2 separate regions of the Homo sapiens genome follow, and region 1 is linked to region 2. Evidence: chromatin loops called from intact Hi-C (ENCODE). Cell type or tissue: MCF 10A. All regions are shown on one strand. Each heading gives the region's core, and the rest is flanking DNA. Links, peaks and the distances in the headings are about the cores only.

Region 1 (12,663 bases), core at 2,064-10,063, 74 kb before region 2:
TCTCAATCAAACCATTTACCTTAGACGAAAGTGTAGGCGATAGAAATTTATGCCTTGATGCAGTAGATACACTACCATAAGGGAAAGATGAAAGAACTAAATTAAGCACTAAAAAGCAAAGATAAAGTCTTTTACCTTCTGCATAATGTACTAGCTAGAAATAACTTGACACAGAGAACCATAGCCAAGTCTCCCGAAACCAGACGAGCTACTCAAGAACAGCTGAAAGAGCACACCCACCTGTGTGGCAAAATAGTGGGAAAATTCATGAGTAGTGGTGACAAGCCTACGGAGCCTTGTGATAGCTGGTTGTCCAAGATAGAATCTTAGTTCAACTTTAAACTTACCCACAGAATTACTTAAGCTCCCTGTAAGTCTGTTAGTCTAAAGAGGGACAGCTCTTTAGACCCTAGGGAATAACTTTTCTGTAGAAAGTAAAAAATATTACCCCCATAGTTGACCCACAAACAGCCACCAATTAAGAAAGCGTTCAACCTCAACATCTAATTATCTTAAATTCTAATCACTTTACTGAACTCCTAACAACACCTTGGACTAATCTGTTATTTAATAGAAGCAATAATGTTCACATAAGTAACGTGAAAATATTCTCCATTGCATAAGCTTATATCAGACTGGAATAACCCACTGACAACTAACAGCCTAATATTAATAAGCAATATAACAAGCACCTTATTATTTATTCTGTTAATCCAACACAGGCATGCTCTAAGGAAAGATTACAAAAAGTAAAAGGAACTCTGCAAATCTTACTCGGCCTGTTTACCAAAAATATCTCCTCTAGCATTTCCAGTATTAGAGGTACTGCCTGCCCACTGACATATGTTCAACGGCCACGGTATCCTGACTGTGCAAAGGTAGCATAATCACTTGTTCCCTAAATAGGGACTTTTACGAATGGCCACACGAGGGTTCAGCTGTCTTTTACTTGTAATCAGTGAAATTGACCTATCCGTGAAGAGGTGGGTATAAACAAATAAGAAAAGAAGACCCTATGGAGCTTTAACTCATTAATGCAAATAAAACTTCAAAAAGCCTACAGGCCTTAGCATACTGTCTGTGCATTAAAATTTTGGTTGGGGTGACCTCGGAGTATAATTCAACCTCCAAACAGCCTAGACTAAGACCGCACTAGTGTAAGCGAGCTGACACACATTGATTCGATAATTTGATCAACAGAAGAAGTTACCCTAGGGGTAACAGCACAATCCTTTTCTAGAGTCCATATAGACAATAGGGTTTACAACCTCAATGTTGGATCAGGCCATCCTAATGGCGTAGCTACTATTAAGGGTTCATTTGTTCAATGATTAAAGTCCTACGTGATCTGAGTTCAGACCAGAGTAATCCAGGTCAGTTTCTATCTATTTAACATTTCTCCTAGTACAGAAGGACAAGAGAAATAGGGCCCACTTCATAAAGTGCCCTCGCCCCATAGATGATATTATCTCAATCTAACAAATCATCACACACCCTACCCAAGAACAGGGTTTGTTAAGATGGCAGAGCCCAGCAATTGCATAAAACTTAAAACTTTACAATCAGAGGTTCAACTCCTCTTCTTAACAATATGCCTATAATTAACCTTCTCCTACTTATTATTCCCACCCTAATCGCTATAGCATTCCTTACACTCATTGAACGAAAAATCTTAGGCTATATACAATACGCAAAGGACCTAACACGGTAGGCCCCTATGGAAAGCTCCAACCATTCGCTGACGCAATAAAACTTTTCACCAAAGAACCCCTACAATTCTCAACATCTACTATTCCCGTTTATATTATTGCCCCAACCCTGGCTCTTTCTATCGCTCTCCTCTTGTGGACCCCCCTCCCTATACCGGATCCCCTAATTAATTTTAATGTAAGCCTCCTATTTATATTAGCCACATCAAGCCTAGCCGTCTACTCCATTCTATCATCAGGATGAGCATCCAATTCAAACTATGCCCTGATCGGCATATTACGAGCCGTGGCCCAGACAATCTCACATGAAGTCACCCTAGCCATCATCCTGCTATCAGTCCTACTAATAAGTGGCTCATTCAACTTATATGCACTCATCACAATGCAAGAATTCCTATGACTGCTCCTACCATCATGGCCCCTAGCCATGATATGATTTATTTGCGTGCTAGCAGAAACTAACCAAGTCCCTTTTGACCTAACAGAAGGAGAGTCAGAATTAGTCTCAGGTTTCAACATTGAATATGCTGCAGGTTCATTTGCCCTTTTCTTTATAGCAGAATACATGAATATTATCGTGATAAATGCCCTAACTACTACTATTTTCCTAGGATCACTGCACACTATATATTCACCAGAACTCTATACCATAAATTTCATTACCAAAACCCTCATTTTAACTGCCCTCTTTTTATGAATTTGAATAGCATACCCCTGATTCCACTACGACCAACTCATATAACTTCTATGAAAAAATTCCATACCACTTACACCAGCATTCTGCATATGATATACTTCAATACGTATTCTAATTTCCAGAATTCCACCTCAAACATACGAAATATGTCTGACAAAACAATTACTTGGTAGAGTAAACAACAGAGGTTAAAATCCTCTTAGTTCCAGAACTATAGGAATTGAACCTACCCCTGAGAATCCAAATCTCTTCGTGCTACCTATTACACCAAGTCCTAAAGTAAGGTCAGCTAAATAAGCTATCAGGCCCATACCCCAAAACTGTTGGTTATATCCTTCCCGTACTAATTAACCCATTAGCCCAACTTATTACTTTCCTCACTATTTTCATAGGAACTCTTAACACAATGCTAGGCTCACACTGATTTCTTATCTGAACAGGACTAGAAATAAAGATACTAGCTCTTACCCCAATCTTGATTTAAAAAATTAATCCCTGCTCTACAGAAGCAGCCACCAAATATTTTCTTACACAAGCAACCACATCTATAATTCTCATAATAGGTATCCTTACTAATAACCTGTCCTCCAGACAATGAACAATAATAAATACTATTAATCAATTTTCATCCTTAATAATAATAATGGTTCTAGTAATAAAACTAGGAATAGCCACCTTTCACTTCTGAGTCCCAGAGGTAACCCAAGGAACCTCTCTAATATCTGGCATACTTCTTCTCACACGACAAAAACTAGCCCCCATCTCTCTTATGTTTCACATTTTCCCATTAATAAATATGGATATTCTCCTACCTTCCACAATTCTATCCATTATAGTGGGCAGTTGAGGAGGACTTAATCAAACACAACTCTGTAAAATCCTAGCCTACTCCTCGAGTACTCACATAGGCTGAATGATAGCAGTACTAACTTATAACCCAGACATTACCATTCTAAATCTGATTGTTTATCTTATTTTAACAATTACCACATTTCTAGTACTTAACCTGAGTAAATGCACTACAACCCTATCACTATCTGGCACTTGAAATAAATTAACATGATTAACACCTATAATTCCACTAATTCTATTATCCCTAGGTGGCTTACCTCCATTAACACGATTCCTGCCTAAATGAATTATCATTCAAGAATTTACAAAAAACAATAGTCTTATTACCCCGAACGTTATAGCTATTATAATGCTACTCAACCTGTACTTTTATATACGCCTAATTTGTTCCGTCTCAATGACAATATTCCCCACATCTAATAATATGAAAATAAAATGACAATTCGAAAATACAAAAACCATACTACTCCTCCTTCTGCTTATCATTTCTATTTTCTTCTTACCAGTCTCTCCAGTAGTGTTATTTATTTAGAAATTTAGGTTAAAAAAGACCAAGGACCTTCAAAGCCCTTAGTAAGTACATTTTACTTAATTTCTGTAATAAACCTAAGGACTGCGAGACTCTATTCTGCATCAATTGAATGCAAATCAACCACTTTAATTAAGCTAAGCCCTTGCTAGATCGGTGGGATTCAAACCCATGAAAACTTAGTTAACAGCTAAATACCCTAATCAACTGGCTTCAATCTACTTCTCCCGCCACTGGGGGGAAAAGGCAGGAGAAGCCCTGCAGGATTGAAGCTGCTCCTTTGAATTTGCAATTCAACATGAAAAATCACCTCAGGGCTGGTAAAAAGAGGTCTTGACCTCTGTCTTTAGATTTATAGTCTAATGCTTACTCAGTCATTTTACCCTTTTTCCACTAATGTTCATCAACCATTGATTGTTTTCAACTAATCACAAAGATATCGGAACACTGTATCTGCTATTTGGTGCATGAGCGGGGCTAGTAGGCACTGCCTTAAGCCTCCTAATTCAAGCTGAAATAGGCCAACCAGGAACTCTATTAGGAGACGATCAGATCTATAATGTTATTGTTACCACCCATGCATTCGTCATAATCTTCTTTATGGTGATACCAATTACAACTGGGGGTTTCGGCAACTGACTAGTCCCTCTAATGATTAGTGCCCCCGATATGGCGTTTCCCCTGATAAATAATATGATCAAATAGTAAATGGAAAATGAGAAGGAAATTAGCATTTATAACCATGTGTTAGACCCTTAACATATATCATTTGATGTCCACAGCAATCCTGAAATTATTCCTGACAATTATTCCAGGAATTAAATTATTCCTGACAATTATTCCTATTTTACAAATGAAGAAACTGAGCTCGGTAATAATTCACAGAGTCCAGTAGGTCTCCAGAACCTCGAGACCTTTGTACTATATCAAGGATGATGGCAAATATGTGTCATCCCTGAAAGACAATCACTGTGCTCTTTCCTACTGAGGCAAGATACAACCTCAGAATCCTTCTCAACCCAGTGGTTTGGGCAGCTTCAACCAATTAATCGTAGTAGCTTCAGGAGTAGAAAACAAATTGCAATTCCTATTATTCAGTCTAAAGTCTCCAAGAGAACTTCCAGCTCAGATATTCTATATTTCCTACCCACACTCTTTAAAGAGTTACATTATAATAAATTATAAAAGGCAAAGTCCAAGTTAGAAAATGAAGCTTCAAGCTGTCACTTTGTCAAAAAGTACAACTCCCAGTCAGGGCCGTCTGTGCCTCCAGCCTCCAGCCTCTCTCTCTCATTACTTTTCCCCTACCATTTCTGGGCCCCTTTGCATCATTGTCTGTTATCCAGCATTATCCTAGGGCTGCTCTGTCCAATATGGTAGTGCTAACCACATGTGGCTATTGAGCACCTGAAATGCGGCCAACTCCACGTCAGGGATGCTGTAAGTATAAAATACGCTGTGGAGTTTTTTTTTATTATTATTAGATGGAGTTTCACTCTTGTTGCCCAGGCTGGAATGCAATGGCGCGATCTCGGCTCACGGCAACCTCTGCTTCCCGGGTTCAAGCGATTCTCCTGCCTCAGCCTCCCGAGTAGCTGGGATTACAGGCATGCACCACCACGCCCAGCTAATTTTGTATTTTTAATAGAGACAGGGTTTCTCCACGTTGGTGAGGCTGGTCTCAAACTCCTGGCCTCAGGTGATCCACCCGCCTCGGCCTCCCAAAGTGCTGGGATTACAAGCATGAGCCAACACACCTGGTCTACACTGTGGGTTTTGAAGCTGTTGTATGAAAAAGATGTAGACTATCTCATTAATAATTTTCTATGTTGACACATGTTGAAGTTGTATTTTGGATGTTGAGTTGAATAAAATATATTGATAAAATTAATTTCACCTGTTTCTTTTTACTTTTTTTGTAATGTGGCTACTAGAAAATTTAAGCACATACATGGCATCTATTTGTGACTTGCATTCTATTTTTATTGGACAGTGCCATCTTAAAGGCTTCCGTTTGCTATCTTTGATTCTTCTGTCATCCCAATTCTGTCTGGCTACCTATTCCATTTTCAAGGCTGGCTGACCCTGCATCTTCCTTAGTTGCTGGCTCTTGGCTGCAGCTTTGAGATGGCAATAGAGCAGCCATTCCTTCTTCTATCGGTCCACCATAGCTTCCTTTTGCAACAACTCTCTGCTGCCCCTGTTGCTGCCAAGCAACCTCTGAACTCTCTCAGCCCAATTTTAGCTCTTCCAGCCAAACCCCATCGAACTCCAGCAATCTTAATTTGTTAGGGATCCTTTCAGAAATACATAGCAAGAGATTGAATTTAGACTAGGGAAGTGAGAAAACAATCAAGGCTATCCCTCCTTGGACTTGGAGTACACCTTCTTTTGCAGGGCATTCAACTAGGTCAAGCAATCACATCTGCAGTTAATTGATAGAGTATCCGAAATAGATGGTCCATTCTGATAATAGCTTACCAATGATCACAGCCTGGGGAATGATCGCAGAAGTGGAATGACTGAGACCATGTCTGGAAACAGCCAGAGCAAGTCAGAGGCTATTAAAGGTCCAAATATGAGATTCTGAACAGGAACTGACTCTTTAGGAATGAGGGAAATGCAGAGAGACTCCACAGGAAGGTTCAGTTACCTAAAAAGGAAAAGGAGCGAACCAAATACGTGTCTCATTGATCAAAGATCGCCACCGCCAGGGGGCAGTAGAAAAACAAATGTCGAAAGATCTGAGTTCATATCTCAGTTCCACCACCTTAGGGCATACCCGCGATCCTGTCATTTAACTTTTGCATCTGAAGACTAAAGACAGTAATGCTCATCTAACCCTGAGAGTGTCAGTTACATAAAGCATATGAAGGGTTGGGGTCACAGGAAGAGGGAGGTGATAATAGGGGTAGCTGTCTCTCCCCGAGTTTCCCAAATTGGGAAAAATGTGTATCTACAGGGAATGTGATATTGGCCACAAAGGCACATAAAAGCAGCTCTGTATATTGTGAACATAAGTCACAGTTTCGTTCCTTCAAAACAGCATCAGAATTCAATTTTTTTCAGCATTAATGAATATTTTACAAAAGGAATGAAGTGATCCCAACAGCACTTTGAGAACACTGCATTCGGTTGTGTTACTCCCATGACCACACCTACTCTCCAAAAGTTTAGGCACATGCATGAATTCACAGATGCAGAAGTTCTCACGAATCTTTTGCGTCACTTGCATTCTTGCTCCTCTTTCATCATGACAAACTTGCTCCTACCCCAGGGCCTCCGTGCCTGCTCTTCCCCCTGCCTGAGACCATCTTCACCTGTCTCCCTCCCTCACTTGTGTTCTGCTCATTATGATCACCTCTTTTGCTGCACCCATCAGGAGACCTTATTAGGTTACACTTAACGTGTCATCTCATAAGACAACTGTGCACCACGCAGGACTCCAATTCACTAAAAAGGACAGGAACAAAATTGAGCCTGCTAAAACCATAGTCTCAAGGGTCCCTCTACAGCATTGGGCATCCTTGCAGCAACTCATGTGCTATCGTCCACAATGGGGCAGGAAGAGATCCATGTCACACACTGCAGGAATTGTCCTGGCTTAAATGCCTTCTGCCCCACAAGAACTAATAACTCTTGCAATAAATCTACAGGCATTTTTTATAGACTCTCCACAACCAGCATGCTGATTACAAGACTCATGGACTCAAAGAAGCCTAAAGCATAGCACCTCCATATAAATAAATAAACTTAGAGTTTATTTGCGGTGCCTCTGGTTCAGATGCAATTTGCTAATGTGACATCATTTTTATCATAAGCAAGCTTGCTTAATAATATAGTTGGCATGCTTACCCTTATCGGACTACCAGAGAAACAGATCTAGACAGCTGGACTGAATCTCAGGTTCTCATGCAGGGCGAGTTTTATTAACCCACAACATCTAAAATCACCATATGTTCTGTGACTCTAGAATTTTCAATCCTCATATCCAATTCACAGCATACATCACTGTTTACCGATGTGTTTGTTACCTGGCTCCCCAACCATCAGTATCATTACAGCAGAGAAGTTATCTGATATATTCCCTGGTGTACTCAGAGTCTAGAAGAATGTCTGACACAGAGTAGACACTCAATAAATATGTGTTAAATGAATGACATCCAATATCTATGGTTTTGCACAAACACAAGAAACCCAGGCTATTCATGGTGGTTTAACTGGCAAGTAATATGCAGACATGCAAGTAGGCAGGCAGCCTATCACTATGTCCAGAGTCATGCCCTCGGGAGCTGGTCCCAAGAGCACATGGGCTCAGAGGAAAGAGTCCTATTCATAAGAGGTCTAGGGTGTCAATTGGGGATTTTGTTATGGAGCAGCCAGTAGTGACCTAGTTTAGGACTTTAAAAAGTAACTCAAAAACAAGAGCAACAAACAGAGAACAACTTAAGGCAGAAATCTAGCTAATGGGACAAGAGAATACCAATGTCTGAGTGGGCTCATCATCAAGACAGTTTCACTGTGTGCTATTTGACTTCTATAAGAGGCCTCAGCACAAGAGTTGATCAAATTACCATGCTTTCCAGCAGCATTTCCCAAAGCTTCTGGGAGATATTCATAGACAGTACTTCAGAGAAGGTTTTTGCTTGGCAAATCTCTAGCTAAACACCTTTTTTATTAAAAGACTTCTGAGAATTAACTTTGTGAATCCCAAAGAGAGAACACAAAACATAGCATTTCCCAAACTTTTTTAGACATCCTTCCTTCACTGATCGTATCACTCTGTGAAGTACTTTTGTACTTTGGAAAAATTTACATAAATTTGTTTTATACTATTTGGCAGAGAATCATATATTACATGTACTATGACCTAAACTGCCCAAATGAGTAAAGAGGAACTAAGCTGAAAGCAAAATTAATACATCCCATGTGATTTGAGGTATAGAATTTAACTATAATATGCAACATTTTTAACTTAAAATGTTATTTTTAAATACCTAAAAATATATGTAGTTAACTATATACATATATACATATACCTATATATATATAGGTATATGTATATAGTCAACAATTAAAAAAAAACTGTCCCTGAATAACCAACACTTCCCCTTATCCAGTTCTTATCCTCTGCACAGGAATGAGCTCCTTTATGTATTCTAGTCTTCCAAGAACTGAATATTCACGAATCTATAGCACTTTCACAACTTGAATAATTTCAAACCATTAATAGCTAGCTTAATACCTACCTCTGATAATAGGCAATCTAAGAAAACAGCAATTTTATGTTTAATCAGGTAACCAATGGAACATTCTTTGCCTCAAATGAACCAAAAACAAAACGAGAAGAAAAACACATTTGGAAATAAATCTGCCAGCCCACTTTATAATGTAGACTTGCACCAGTTGTTTGATGAGCATTTTGATAATTAAAGGCTGCTCTGTCCTATATGTCCACGGTCTGTAAGGTGGCCGTCCCCTCCCCTGTCATTCTTTGGGTCCCAACTAAACACCCTGAGGGAAAAAACTGGGCATTTGCTTTGACTCTTTCTGAAACATGGGGAATTTGCAAAATCTTTCTAAAGCAGAATAATGTGTTACCATGCAAAAAGTAGTATGCAAAGAAGTCTAAATCATCCCAAAATAAAACTCTCCTATTATTGTGACACTTGGATGGCCCCATCCAACAGCAAAATCAGGCCAAACACTATTTTTTAAAAAGCAAAGAGAAATAACCGTTAATCACTTTTGAGATTTGCTAAGGTAATAGCAAGTCAAGAAATCTCACAATTTTGTCTAAATATGTAAACAAGGGTTATGTCCTTCATTAATATTCATCTCTGTGAAAAACTGACATGTTTACACTTCTTGTAGTTCTTTACACTTCATGACTAGCAATTTATTATACATGAAAGAATTTTAAATGTGCACTTCTAGTAGAATAATCATCAATTTTTTACAATGAATGACCAAGGAAACATCTTAATTCTAGCTCTCATCTTAATATTGGTTGGTGCAAAAGCAATTGAGGTTTTTGCCATTACTTGGGCAAAAACCTTGATTACTGTTGTACCAACCCTATACATTTCACTGCCTGGCTTCTGGCTACAGAACATTACATATCCAACATAACGTATGAATATTACTCCTTCCCTATCTTTTACCCCTAGGAAAATGAGGAAGTAAGGATGGGGCAAGGAGAGAGGGGTGCTTCAAAGCCTGATATGTACTGCAGCTTTTGGTAGTCAGCTAACATTTGAAGCACATTATGAATCATAAAACATTTTGAATCCCGTCTGTCTCAAAGTTTTTAGACATTCTTTCATTGATTGATTTACAGAAAGCAGAGAACAAAGTTGAAGTCATTCTAAAAACTAAGCTGCTTTGCTTCCCTGTTTCTATGTTGATGTTTCACTCCTAAATTTGTAAAAGTAAAGCCTTCCATGCCCAGAGGCAGCATCTTTAATGCCTAAGAGAACACAGATGTACATACATGGTGATATGGGTTGGCTGTGTCCTCACCCAAATCTCATCTTGAATTATAATTCCCATAATCCCCATAGGTCATGGGAGGCACCCAGGATAAGGTGGTTGAATCATGGAAGCAATTGCCCCCATGCTGCTGTTCTCATGATGGTGAGTAAGTTCTCACAAAATCTTATGGTTTTATAAGGGGTTTCCCCTTTGGCTCAGCTCCTGCTAGGAACAGTCCCCCCAAATCTGGCCATAAACAGGCCATGAGAAACTAGCCATAAACAAAATCTCTGCAGCACGGTGACATGCTCATGATGGCTATGACGCCCACACTGGAGGTTGTTGGTTTACCAGAATGAGGCCAAGGAACACCTGGCCCACCCAGGGCAGAAAACCGCTCAAGGCGTTCCTAAACCACAAACAATAGCATGAGCGATCTGTGCCTTAAGGACATCTTCCTGCTATGGATAACAAGCCAGAGTCTGTCCCTTTGTTTCCCGTAAGGAATGCTTTTAGCTAATCTATAATCCATAGAAATAATGCTTATCACTGGCTTGCTGTCAATAAATATGTGGGTCAAACTCTGTTCGTGGCTCTCAGCTCTGAAGGCTGTGGGCCCACGATTCCGACTCTGCACTCTATTTCTGTGTCTTTGTCTTAATTCCTCTAGTGCCGCTGGGTTAGGGTCTCTATGACCGAGCTGGTCTCGGCACTCATTCTTCTCCTTTCTGCCACCATGTGAAGGACATGTTTGCTTCCCCTTCTACCATAGTCATAACTTTCCTGAGGCCTCCCCAGCCCGGCAGAACTGTGAGTGAATTAAACCTCTTTTCTTTATAAATTACCCAGTCATGTGTAGTTCTTTATAAGCAGCATGAGAACAGACTAATACACATGGCAACCCAGAGGAGAAACATGAAACACTTGGAATTTGTTTGCTGCCAAATCAATGAAGAGCACTGCATTTTCCTTGAGAAATCCTCCGTGGTTCAGTTGTTGCCTGATTACCCTGCTTTTGGTGTGGGCTCTCTCTTTTCCAATTTGGTAATTCCCCACAACCAAAATATCAGGTTATTACATCAAAACCTACCCATATTTAGTAGTGTATCATGTCAAAGTAGATAGGAAGTACTGGCATGTTGGCACCTTTCCAAGGCTTTGGTAGTCAGCTAGACACAGTATGCAAAGAGGACAAGTGAGTCCTGGGTGCACTTGTGACCTGTCCTTGTGACTTGGAAAAAATGGCATCATGTTCTGTCCGATGTGTTTCCGCTAGGGTTCTTTGTGACCCCTGCCAGGTGCTCAGACCATGGTAATACTAAAGAATGTTCATATTCTATGTGTTCTTTGTAAAGATCATTTGGTGGCAAGTTAAGCGAAACCAATTTGAGGCACCTTGAGCAATAAAGGTTTTATTATGAGAAAAGTGGGAAATTCCATGGAACCACAAAGGATGGATTTTGCTGAGCCTCAGGAAGGGGCAAGAATCAGAAATAGCAAAATTTTCCAGAGGTTTGTTTTTTTTTAACCAATGTTTGTCTGTCTTTTGCTTCCAGCCCCCAGGGTAGGATACAGCCACTCTTTAAAGAAACTGATATGATGGATGTCAGTCTGAATTCCAAATTTCTGAGAAAGAATCTCAGTGGACCAGTCTTGGTCAGGTGTCCACCCTGGGCCCATTAACTGTGTTCAGGGAAATCAGGTCAGGAGAAACAGAAACAGCCATGAAAAGCCTGGCCTGTGGGTCAGCCAGCCAAGTAAAAGGATGAGCTAGCTGATTAATGAGTTTCTTGCAATGTGTAGGTGTACAAGCATGGAGAAGATGACCACTGGTGGCCTGGTCTCCTGCAATGCTTACATTGTCTGGTTCTATAATTATACTAGACATTTCCATATGAATATGTTGCATCATCTGAAATCCAACATGTCTAGACCAAATCCAACATGTCTAAACCAAATGGCATCTTTATACAATCTGCTGCCTTTCCCACTAATGAGACCAACATCTCTGAGTCACACCTACTTAAGTTCTTGTTAAGTTTCTTGTTCAGCGGTTCAAATTCTTCATGCTGCTACTGATGCCATACTGCTCTAGGCACATCTCACTATATAAGATCTGGATTAAAACCCTTAGGATAAATCGCTTTTTGCCGCCTACTTCTAGTTTAAGTAGACAAGCATCAGGAGGTGTTTTGCAGCCCTCATTGACTTTGGTCTCGTTAAAGGATTCCTTGTGATTTGGGGGTATCAAAAGTAAAAATGCTTGAGGATCACTTGAGGCCAGGAGTTTGAGACCAGCTTTGGTAACATAGCAAGACCCCCATCTCTATTTTCTTCCTGAAAGAATCTGTAGTATCAGTCTATAGTGTCATAAGATGCCAAAAATATATAAGAGTCACAGT
Region 2 (12,663 bases), core at 1,453-9,452:
CAGATACTTCGGGATAGAGATAAGCTGTTTCTACAGCATCCTGTCTGAATTCCCAATCTGCAGAACTTGTGATAGATGATAAACAATTATTGTTTTAAGCAACTAAGCTTGGGGGTACTTTGTTGCACAGCAGCAGATAACAAATGCACCAATATATCACAGACATCTCCACATTAACGATGTAAATCTGCATCATCATTAAATGGTGTGGCCAACTGACATTAGCCAATCTGGCCATGTATATGCCTTAAGTTCACTTTGGTAGAGATTGGTAGCTACAGAAAATTTTGAGATCATGAGAGTCAGCTATTCCCCTCACGAATGAAAACAAGGTCAAATTCACACACACACACGCACGCACACACACACAAAGAGAAAGGATCACAAAAATAGTCATGTCATCTATTTCATGAGCTGGGGGAAAGCCCAACTCTAGGTCTTTTGCCATCGTGCAGAAAAGCTTCACGTAGCCAATGCGGAATATCATAGAATTTGGTCAGTCTGGGCACCAGGAAAGCGAATCCAGACCCAACTGGAGTGCTGTCTAAAGGTGAACCTGAGTCTAAACTGGCCCCTGGATTTTGGGATGGAATCTCAAGTGTCATCATAGGCCACAGGCCTTGCTCCATTCTTATGTTCTTTTTCAGGCAAATATAGGGTTTCAAATAGTTCATTAGACCCAATCTTCAATATAACTGATTTTGCCAATAAAGACCATTCTTAACAATCACTCCAGCCATTAGCAAAGCCTCCACGTTTGATGAAGAGGTGGGAAAGAGGAGGATCTTGACAGTGGTCACACTGGGTGAGAGCTTCCTGATGACAATGTTAGCTGACCATTCCTACGGGTTTTAATTTCAAAGGGAGCCAATGGCTATACTTAGGAATAACTTAACACACCATATATGATGAAATATTTTAAAACAAATATAGATATCCTTACAAACAGCTACATGGCATTCCATTGTATGGCTATACCAGTCTTTATTGTGCTGTCTTCACTTGGTAAACATTTATATCATGGCCAGTCTTTACAGTATTATAAACAATGTAGGGATGAACACCCTTATACAGACACTTTTATGTACTGTACTTGTTATTCCTTGAGATAAATTCCTTCAAGTGAAATTGCTGGGTCAAATGACATGTATATTGCCCAGTTTCTCAAAATGTAATACAGCAGTATATGAGAGAGTTAGGTGAAGTTTTCAAAAGAAGCTGTACTTCAAAACTAAAGGCAAAGGAAACCGAAAGGAAGCCCCAAAGAGGAAAAGTGAAAAGATCATCATCCAAAAGACCACTAGTGTGGCTGAACAGCAGAATGGTGAACTGTGTTTGTGGTATCAGTTTGCAGTACCAGAAGAGACTGTCTCTGGCATGTACTGAAGGTGATTTCTCTTTGAAGAGGGAAGAGCAGGTTGGCTTTTATGCCTCACGGGGTCCATATTACACAGTAGAATCATACATAGATTTGGGGGAAAGCTATACATATTTATGAGGGGAGTCTTGTGTATGCACAATGGGTAAACACACATGTAACAGAGAGCTCAGTTTACTTTGGGGCAGGGTTTTAGATTAAAATGAGGTAGAATTTGGCTCTACATCAAAAGGTGAACTATAGAACACAAAGACACTTTGTGCGCTGTCTCTAGATCTGGCTGGAACTGACTTCAGGTCTGCAGTTGCTTATCAGGAAAGAATGTTTGCAAGATGGTCCTCTATCCAATCAGAGTTGTACGAGTCTGGATTGTAAAGCAGAGTTAGGAAGTGTCTGACAATTTTCCTGATAGCTCCTACTGTTAGGGAGTTTAGCAAAAGTGTGTTTTTTCTTGTAGCCATAGGAATTTAGGAAGTTGCCATGCCAGTCTAGCCCTGAGACCTCAACCTGTAGGTAACTTTCATTTCCTTAACCTCAGGATCTGTCTTCGTTAACAAAGGGTCATCTATTTTGGTGTCTCAGATCACAGAAGTCAAAGGGGTTTCAGACTCCCAATTTATTTATTTATTTTTTATTATTATACTTTAAGTTCTGGGGTACATGTGCACAACGTGCAGGTTTGTTAATAGGTATACATGGGCCATGTTGGTTTGCTGCACCCATCAACTCATCATTTACATTAGTTATTTCTCCTAATGCTATCCCTCCCCAAGCCTTCCACCCCTGACAGGCCCAGGTGTGTGATGTTCCCCTCCCTGTGTCCATGTGTTCTCATTGTTCAACTCCCACTTAAGAGTGAGAACATGCGGTGTTTGGGTTTCTGTTCCTGTGTTAGTTTGCTGAGAATGATGGTTTCCAGCTTCATCCATGTCCTTGCAAAGAACATAAACTCATCTTTTTCTACGGATGCATAGTATTCCATGGTGTATATGTGGCACATTTTCTTTATCCAGTCTATCATTGATGGGCATTTGGGTTGGTTCCAAGACTTTGCTATTGTGAACAGTGCTGCAGTAAACATGTGTGTGCATGTGTGGAAGACAGTGTGGCGACTCCTCAAGGATCTAGAATTAGAAATACTATTTGACCCAGCAATCCCATTACTGGGTATATACCCAAAGGATTATAAATCCCAATTTCTACATGTAAGTTGGTTTCCTTCCCTGGTTTCACTAGAATTCCCTGACACCCCACCCCTATCGCCCACCCAGTCCATCTCAGTTCCTGGAGGGACCAGGTATAGGGTCCTATGGCTAATTAGTGGAATCATTTAGAATTAGGGCTTTCCCTTTGAAAGCCCCACACTTCTATTATTTCCTCCCCTTTTGTCCTCAAGGAGGAGTGGGAATTAATATCAGGCTTTTCTCCATCCTTAGGTAAAGGGGCCAACACAGTTCCTTGAGGGGAAATTAGCACAACAGGAGAAGACACAAGCCCTGCACTCCCAGGACTAGACTCCCAGCCAAAGAGGGATGAGCCCCAATCAGTCAGGACTCCTGGGAAGAAAACAGTTTAGGTTCAGACAAGAACAATCCAGTTCCAAGTTTTCAATGGAGGAAAAAGATTATACCCCTAAATCACCAATTAAATCTTCTTTGCATGACTGAGATCCATTTACATAAATTTCCCCCCACTTTAAAACAAAGGAAGAACAAACTTCCAGCTAGGAAAGAACACACAGGATTTGAAAAGCCAGCCGTCTCAGGTTACCTCAAGGCAGGATCTGGTACAAAGGGATAAGAGTGAAATCCTTTAGCCCCAACTGTCTGAGTTCCTAGGGGGAAAATGCTTGTTTTATTCACTGTCCTATTTTAAACTGCTGGCCAACTACAACACTGGTTGAATTCATTTCCACTGAGAAAAGGAGAGAGAAGAATGCTGGTAGTGCCAAGCAGCTCCTAGACAGGATGGACAGATGGACAAGGACAGGACCAGAATGTTTTCTCATCTCTGCATCCTTAGTTTCCAGTGCAGGTCTGACTGGTGTCTCATAATCAATAGACATTTATCATTGAATGAATGAATGCTTGATAAGCCTCCATCATAGTACTTATCTTTAGCAGCAATTTACCCCAGGTCTTCCTCCCCACTAGACTACCAGCTACCTGATAGAAATGGTAGTCACAGTCTCTTCTGTGTCTCTTAGCAGAGCTCCTGATACAGCAGATGCTTCAGGAAGCTTTGCTTGATGAAAGAGTAGATGGCACAAGGAGAAAGTTCATCATCAGAGGTCCAGTTCCCAGTGGAGAGCAGGCAGCCTTTAATCAAAATTACATATAAATTGTTTCAGCATTCACACATACTGTAAGAAGCCCTCCCCCTGCCACTACCAGCCCCCCAGCAAAGAGGAAGGTAAGCAGCCTCCTTAAGGCTGATGCCATCTTCAAAACTCAGGAGTGGACTCAAGTCACCTCCTGACTTATTAGACAGGTCCAGGCCCAGATGAGTGAACAAATGAACAAATACATCTTAATAGCAATCATGAAGGGAAAAGATTCTATGCTAAAGGAAAACTCATTGAAGAGCTCATATTGGGCCTGACTCATGAAGGTTATCCATTTGAATGCAGGTTTGTTTATTATTCAACTTTCTACTGGTTTTGGGGACAGGTGGAAAATTGTTAACTCTAAATTGTAAACTCTTTTGGGCCAAAGACATAAATTTCATCATTCGTTTTGTAAAATGCTGGTGCCTTAATACATCAAAGTACTTATCTAATATATTCCCCTAGTGATCTGCAATTGTCTGCTAGGTAGGGCCTGTCAGAAATCACATAATTTATTTATGTATTCATGTCATAGGAAAGAGAGGTAGGAAATACTTTTATTAAACATGTACTAGATGTTAAGCATTGTACTTGGTGCTTCGTGTACAACATTTATTTATTGCTTAAAATAACCTATGAAGTAAGAATTACATATTCCCATTTCACAGAAAACAGACTCAAGGAGACTAAGGAGCTTACACAAAGCTCCTAGGTTACTAGCGTCAAGGCTAGAGTTACAGCCATTTATTTCTGATTTCAAATGCTCTATCCTTTAGTCAATTTATAGTAGCAAAAGGTGGAGGGAACTGAAATAATTGTCCAAACATAGAGAAATCATTAAACTAGAGTATATTTGGTTAGTCAAATATATTATGACCATTTTTTGCTTATCTTTATGAAGACTGTACTATGAAAATATTCTCATAAGATAGTCTTAAGTGACAAACTCTGGATAGAAAATGACAAAATAATTACAGTTGAATTAAAATCAAACATATCATCAAAGGCACATAAAACCTGCACAGAGGGGAAAAAAGACTGGAAGGAAATATACAAGTAATAGGGTAAAGTTTTTTTGCTACTTTAATTCAAAAATTCTTTTATTAGTGTACATTTTTACACTTGGAAATCACAATGCTATATGGAAAAAACAGTGCATTAAATTCTACCATTAAAACAATTATATCATTAAAATTATTCTATTACAATCTCAACTAAGAAAAAAACCACTATTATAAAATTGCAACCTCACTCAAAAATGTGTCCATGGCCAGGCATGGTAGCTCATGCCTGTAATTCGAGCATTTTGGGAGGCTGAGGTGGGTGGATCACTTGAGGTCAGGAGTTTGAGACCAGCCTGGCCAACATGGTGAAACCCCATCTCTACTAAAAATACAAAAATTAGCCGGGCATGGTGGCGGGTGCCTGTAATCCCAGCTACTCGGGAGGCTGAGGCAGGAGAATCACTTGAACCCAGGAGATGGAGGTTGCAGTGAACCGAGATCATGCCATTGCACTCCACCCTGGGTGACAGAGCAAGACTCCATCTCAAAAAGAGTATCAATTAAAAAACCAAAAATGCCACGAACTGTGTTAGACCAAGGTTGACTTGGCCTGACCCTCTTCTGCAGATGTCTCCAGTCTTGGTTAGTGGCACTAACACCTCCTGTCCCTATTCCCCAGACACCAGCTCTCTGGAGATTCTTACAGCTTTTCTTGGTATTCTCTGAATCCTTAACACTTAATATAGTGTCAAGTACATAGGCGGTGAGTTTTAACTTGAGGAGGCTCAAAAATAATATTATTAGGATTTCGTCCCAGAATTAAATGTGCTCACACAATCCTGGACAGAGATGGAAAACTGCAGGCCCCCTTTACAAAGGCCTGTGCAACTCAGCTCAAGAGTGTTGGAGGCAGGAACAGAGGCCTCTGGCAGAGATGAGCTCTGCAGAGGGGAAGGAACTGGCCCCCGGGCTCTGTCCCCTCTCTCTAACTCACTCATCTGGTAAGCCTCTCCTTTTCCCCAGACAGCAGGAGATGGGGAGAGGACCAGGAGTGTGGCCCCAAAAGAAGTGCATCAGAGGTGGAAACATGGGCCAGCGACTGGTGCCCAGCCTCCTGTGGGAGGCAGGGGAGGGAGGGGAAGCTTTCCACCTGAAGTAGCACTGGCTGGCACACAAGCTGTACCGTGCTTAAAGCAGTATTGGAGAACAGGAAGAGGTCGGGATGTGGGAAGTGGCCCCAGGTTGTCAGAGACTCAGAGGAACTCACAGAGAGCTGTCTGTGTGACACATTTATTTTTGATCCAGCCCTTGGGTTCATGGTTCCTGTCTGAACCTTATGGCTGGAAGCAGAAACCAAGGAGCAGCTTTCACCAGGCACTCCACACGCGCAGGGCCCGGCCGTGTCACTTGAACGCTCTGATGACAAATCCACGTGGCTTTGGTTAATTGGGAACCGCGCGGAGGCCAGCTCCGCTTTGGCAAATGGCCAGTACACAGTGGCCTTGGCCCGGAGGTCAGCGCTCTCCCGGACACGTGCGCAGGTCAGGCAGTGGTGAGGCAGCGCCCCCACGTGGCGCTTGGAGGCAGAGCATCTGGGGAAGCTCTCCTCGATACCCTGCAGGAGACACGCCATGGCCCCCCAGAAATATTTGGGTGGGAGGATATTTTGCAGAAAACAGAGACCCTGAATTATTCACTTAGGGGCAAACACCTGTAAAATGTGGATTTTAACTATTAACGAAACCCCATTAGGTTAGTAAGCCCTGTTAAAAAGTTAGATTCATCTTAAAACTGAGGTATCCATCCACTACTGTATTTTATTTTTCTCTCAAAAACTACAGTGACAGATTTTTTTGTTTCATTTTGGTTTTTCTAACAAACTTTCAGAAAGCAAATTAATACTTGAAAATTTCTCAGAAACCAGCTCTGTGACTTTAGACAGCAACATTTCAAAATAGCTTCCATCTCATCTTTAAAATGATGAGATTAAACTCCATGATTCCTAATTTCCTTCCAGCTCAAAAATATATTGACTTCTAGGGTGCATAACATGCTTTTCTTTATAATTTATATTACAATATCATAATTTCATTAAAAGTGGTCTAGATGACAGGAAAGAGAGTTCCACTCATTCTGGCTTATGCTAAGGGAGCGCATTTCCAGGAAATAAATAAGAGAATCTTGTGAGCGGCCATAAACACATGCTGAAATACAGCCAAGCCCCAAAGAGAAAACCCAAGGCTGCTTCCTGCCTCTTTCTCATGGGCCGTGAGGGTCCCTCACAGCTTCTGCTCTTGTGAGCACGTCTGACCCCATTCTCCCCGATCTGCAGCAGCCAGCTCTCCCTTTTAACACATACCAGGACTCCTGTTTTCTCATAGCCCCAGTTTGCAGGTGGCCCATAGTTACCACCGGGGCCCTGAGTCTGTGTAATGAAGTAAGCTCAGCTCCCATAGCCAATCCCCTCTCAATTTCCCAGTTCCAAAATCCAAAGAGAGAAATATGATTGGTGTAGCTCACCTATGGAGTCAGGTTTCACAGTATAGATCATTAGCAGCCTGTGATTGGCTGTCCTGGGGGCCGGTAACTGCCTGTGGTCCAATCAGGTGGGAGGGTAAGGTCATGTAACACAAAACATGGCCACTTAATTGTGGGTGGGGCACATTCTGTTAGTAAGGGTTAACATTAGACTGTAAAGACCTGTGCTGTCAAATAAGACAGTCACTAGCCATGTGTAGAATTTGAATTCATATTAATTGGAATAAAATTTAAAAATCAGTTCTAGTTTACACTAGCCACACTTCCTGCTCAGTAGCTATATGTGTGTCTAGTAGCTACTACATTAAGAACGTTCCCATCACTGGAGAAAGTTCTGGTGGACATCACTGACCTCTAGACAATAGAGCTATCTAGGGGAGTTATTTAATGTAGAAGATGATGATAACAGAGAATTATTTTACTATCTTGTTTTCTATCTTGGTGTCACAACTTAGATTCTTAGAGTCCTTGGAGAAGAATAAGAGGCAAAGCAGATGTAATTTTTCTCATGTACTAGATGCTTATTGAGTGTCCTAAGGCAGCCATAGGGACATTCTATCAGCTATCACTTTCTCAAACTGCGGCCTGGGTCACTGACTCTGGATCGGCAAGATCTGCAGAAACACAATGGGAAAAATTAGAATATACATTTTTTAAATTCATGTGACCCTTTCACATAAGGCACAAATAGAGTTAAAGCTGTGGGATTTGGTACCTGTTCAAACGGGGGTTTCATTGTCTCCTCCACTAAGGTGACTCTCAAAAAGTAGTCTTGAAATAGGAATGGTATAGGTGCTGGAGGCACAGTATTCAGTCACAGCAGAATAAGAAAAGCAGTACATAGGTCAGGGCCCTATTGCCTCTAATGTCCTTGCTCTTATTTTTTGGCCAAAGCGTAACCGGGGTACCATTCACTGAGTCCTGAAGTGGTAGGGGTGATGGTGATATACCTCACTAGCTGGTTCCTATGGAGTGACTTTGCTCTGTGACCTGCTTCTTCATCCTCAGGCCTGCTTTGGCTGCTGTCTGTTTACCAGCCTGGCTCTCCAGCCTCATGTCTTTCCCAGGAACCCCTGTACATAGAGAAGACAGTTTCCCCTCAGAAGAACTAAAAAAATCACATGAGCCTGGACCTGCTAGGGGCTATCACTACACTATTTAAAGACAACCTGATAGAAGTGCATCGAATTGAGGCACGACAGAGAAAGAGGGGAGGAGGGAGACGGAGGGAGAGAAGGAGGAAGTAGTGAGTAGAGAGATGCATTACAGTGACTTCATTTGTACTCTTGGATTCAGCGATGCCGGAAGTGGCACCTAGGACTTCCAGGTTACGTCAGCCAGTACACTTCCTTTTACTCGAAGGGAGTCTGAGCTAGGTTTCACTTGCAGCCAAGGGAATCTTCATTTCTTCACATCCTGAAACCAGCTAATGACAGCAGCAAGGAAAATGAACTAATAATTTATACTAAGTTATAAATTACTCATGACTTAATATTTCCTACTCCACGATTAATTCAGGTTTTGGAAAGCACTCTGAAGACTCAATGCCCCTCTTTCTATAATGCTCTCTCTGTAATATTTTGAAGGCTATTTCTCCCTTTATTTCTCTTTCAATAGAGTTTAATTTTTAGAGAAGTTTTAGGTTTACAAAAAGGATGAGCAGAAAGTACAGAGTTTCCATATACTCCTCCTCCTCTCCCTGCTCTCCAGTTTCCCATAGCATTAACATCTTGCATTGCTGTGGTACATGTGCTACAATTGGAACATTATTGATATATTTTTATTAACTAAAGTTTATGGTTTCCATTGGGGTTCACTCTTTGTGTTGTAATTTCTATGGGTTTTGACAAATGAATATTGTCATATATCCATTACAGTATCATACAGAAAAGTCGTTCTGCCCTAAAAATTGCTTGTCCTCTGCTATTCATCTCCTCCCACACACCCCTAATCCCTGACAACCACCGATCTTTTTTACTGTCTCTATCTATAGTTTTGCCTTTCCTAGAATGGCATATGTTAGAATCATACAGTATATAGCCTTTTCAGATTGGCTCCTTTCACTTCGGAATATGCATTTAAGTTTCCTTCATGTCTTTTCGTGGTTTGATTATTCATTTCTTTGAATTGCTGAATAAGGTTCCATTCCCTGGATGTACCACGGTTTGTTTATCCATTCACCTACTGAAGGACATCTTGGTTGTTTCAATATGATGCAATTATGAATAAAGCTATAGATTGGATGACCTCTTTCTGTTATGCCCTGTATGCCCTGCCTGTCCTATTTCGAAAGCTGTTTTTCGTTTTCCGAGAGTCACTCAGATGTCATCTGCCTAAGGAAGGCTTCTCATCTCCTCCAGAAGGTGTTCTTCGCACCTTGCTGTCTTCCTTCCCTGTAAGAGCACTTCTTACATGTTCTGTAATCGCATTATCACATGGTTGTGTGGTTTCTTTGTGTCTGTTCCCCACCAGAGTGAATTCTTTCAGAATGTCTTACCTCTAGTGAGTTACTTAACCTCCTTTTGCCTCAGTTTCCTTGTCTGTAAAATGAAGATAATTTTTATTGTGAGAATTAAAGAAGTATATTTATATACACACATACCCCATCTAGCATAAATGTATATATTCTAAATATATATGTATATTTAGGATAGTACCTGGCACACAGTATACACTATATACATATTATTCTTTTTATTGCTATTAATATTAATCTTTGTACCCATAGCAACCAGCATGTAGATGCCACTTAGTAAATACATTTTGGGCCTGGTGCGGTGCCTCACGCCTGTAATCTCAGCACTTTGGGAGGCCCAGGCAGGTGGATTGCCTGAGCTCAGGAGTTCGTGACCAGCCTGGGCAACACAGTGAAACCCCATCTCTACTAAAATACAAAAAATTAGCCAGGTGTGGCGGCGCGCACCTGTAATCCCAGCTACTACGGAGGTTGAAGCAGGAGAATTGCTTGAACCTGGGAGGTAGAGGTTGCAGCAAGCCGAACTCGTGCCACTGCACTCCAGCCTAGGCAAGAGAGCATGACTCTGTCTCAAAAACAAAAAATAAAAATAAATAAATATAAATAAATACATACATACATAAATACATTTTGAACCAATAGTTTCCTTGTGGATGTTGGTTGATACCTGACTAGATGTGATTTATAATTTAAAATCATAATAACTATGCCAGAAGATCAATACCTATTATCGTAGGGGTTTTTCTCATGCGATTACTCAGCAATTTTAATGAAACCTGTAGACTCAGGGTTAAGCTGCCTTCTGTGAGGAGGGCATGACCAGAGCTAATGAGGCCTGGAAGAAAGAAAGAACTGGGGCATTTGCCACTTTCAGATCCAGAAGCTTTACAGATCCAGAAGCTTCACTTCCCATTCCTCTGTCTTAATTCATTTCTATAGAATTGACACAAACTCAAAACAAACTCCAAAGGCTCTGGTGAGTAAACTAGAATATGGCAACTCTAATTTCCCATGAAGTCTGTAATTGGCAATGGGAGGGGGATGCTTAAATAACCCTGACCAGTACATTTATTTTCTATTTGTAGGAAAACTCGATATAATAATCATACTTCTATCTGTGGGCTTAACCCATTTCCTGGTTAGAGGAAAAACGAGTGAAGCTCGCTGCCCGAGCAGTATTTCCGAGGCAAATGGGAAATGTGTTAAAGAGCTCTTACCAAATTTGTATACAACATGTGCCATTTGTGTAAGGCATCTGGAAGATATGAGAGCTTCCTTTACCTTCTTCCCTTTCAGCAATGAATCATGACAGTTGAGCCCTTGTCAGTGTCTGCACCCAAGACTCAAAGTGAAACATGGAAACATGTCTGAGTTCAACTAATCTAACCACCTCACATTTTTGATATGGTAAAATGGAGATGCTTACTTTTCTTTAAAAAATTATTTTTATTTATTCTAAAAAACAAAAACAGGATACATGTGCAGAGTGTGCAGGTGTGTTACACAGGTATATGTGTGCCATGGTGGTTTGCTGCACCTGTTGACCCGTCCTCTCAGTTCCGTCCCCTCACCCCCAATCCTGCAACAGGCCCTGGTGTGTGTTGTTCCCTCTCTGTGGACATGTGTGGAGATACCTACTTCTAAAGGCCACTGTGTATTAAATGAGGAAGGTATTTGAAGCACAGGAAGACAGAGAGAGCCTGTCATAACTTCACTGCCCACATCATTTGCTGGAGCAAGAAGGCCCTAGGATGCAAATTCAGCTCTTCCTGTTGAGTATCGACTCCCAAATCCAGCTGGATTTCCTAACGTGCCCTAAGGCTTAGGCATAACCAGCTTTTCAAAAGTTGAGTCAAAGATGAAAATTTTTTGAAAATGAATATTCCTTTGGGCAACAGCTGTACCCGGGATTTAATTACTTTATAAATGAGCTTTGATCTCACAGTTTTGTGGCAGTCTTTCCACCACAACCACCCCCAACCCACCGTTCTGCAGACTATGCCTAATTATCTTATCTTGCTAAGTCATTAAATATGCATTTGTTAAAGCCACTTTCCTCCTCCTTTCTCACTACCCCAGGAGATTTTATCATAATTACTGATTTAGTTTCTTTCATTAGATGATGATTAGTTTGTGAATCTTTTGTTTTGCTGACATGTCTGTGTAGCTGGGTGGCCCTGGGAATTCTTGTGCCTGGATACCTGTTGTGGCCGCCTTCCATTTTCCTTCCAAAGGAGAAAGATAGTTGGTAGTAAGAGAGGTCCAAGCTATCCAGTTGGTTTAATTGAGCAGTTGCTGAACTGGTTAAACAATTAGTGTCTTAGCCTAGATTCCCCTGAGAACAGAGACTGGCACAAAGACTTGTGAGCAGGTAGTTTGCACGTCAATATGTAATGCAAATGTTTGCATGTCACCCAGGGAGTGGAGTGAGGGACCAGTGGGAGGGAAACAGGAGAGAGAGGTACTGCAAGGGCATGTTGCCAGGGCAGCTAGAGCTCCAACGGACAGGGGCTCCATCCCATGGAACTTTCTTTTACTTCCCCCCCAACCCAACTTTACTGAGGTATAGCTGACTCAAAAAAGCATATATATGTAAGGTGTACAAAGTGATGATTTGATATGGATACACATCGTGAAATGATTACCACAAGCTAATAAGCATATCTGTTACCTCACATAGCTAGCTACCTTAAGATCTACTCTCTTAGTAAATTTGAAGCATACAGTACAATGTTTTGAATTATAGGCATGTTAAACTAAATTTGGCCTTCATATTTTGAGTCTCTACATAACGGACTGCAACCTAACTTAGTACCTGCATGAGTCTGTTCTCACATTGCCATAAAGAACTACCCGTGACTGGGTAATTCATGAAGAAAAGAGGTGTAATGGATTCACAGTGCTGCAGGCTGTACAGGGAACATGGCTGGGAGGCCTTGGG

Evidence for each region. Hi-C counts contacts between places; a loop is a spot of excess contacts. Peaks named below come from ENCODE experiments on the same cell type or tissue, not always from the same donor. Only the 100,000 strongest peaks of a DNase experiment are listed, where the experiment ranks them.
Region 1: it touches region 2 in a loop (6-fold over the local background); 6 of 110 quality-filtered maps call a loop at or near these places.

Annotation. Positions count from the first base shown.
Region 1 is chr1:237,932,582-237,945,244 of GRCh38, reverse strand. It overlaps the pseudogene MTCO1P38, the pseudogene MTND2P27, the pseudogene NMTRP-TGG1-1, the pseudogene MTND1P25, the pseudogene NMTRL-TAA3-1 and the pseudogene MTRNR2L11. Among named protein-coding and RNA genes, the nearest start is that of ZP4, 48 kb to the right of the region's middle. RefSeq lists an enhancer at 3,689-4,352. In MCF 10A, for the core only: no CTCF peak of the experiment used is centred there; a DNase peak (open chromatin) is centred at 6,504.
Region 2 is chr1:237,858,056-237,870,718 of GRCh38, reverse strand. It overlaps the pseudogene LOC100130331. Among named protein-coding and RNA genes, the nearest start is that of ZP4, 27 kb to the left of the region's middle. In MCF 10A, for the core only: a CTCF peak has its summit at 6,275 (motif pointing left); a DNase peak (open chromatin) is centred at 6,178.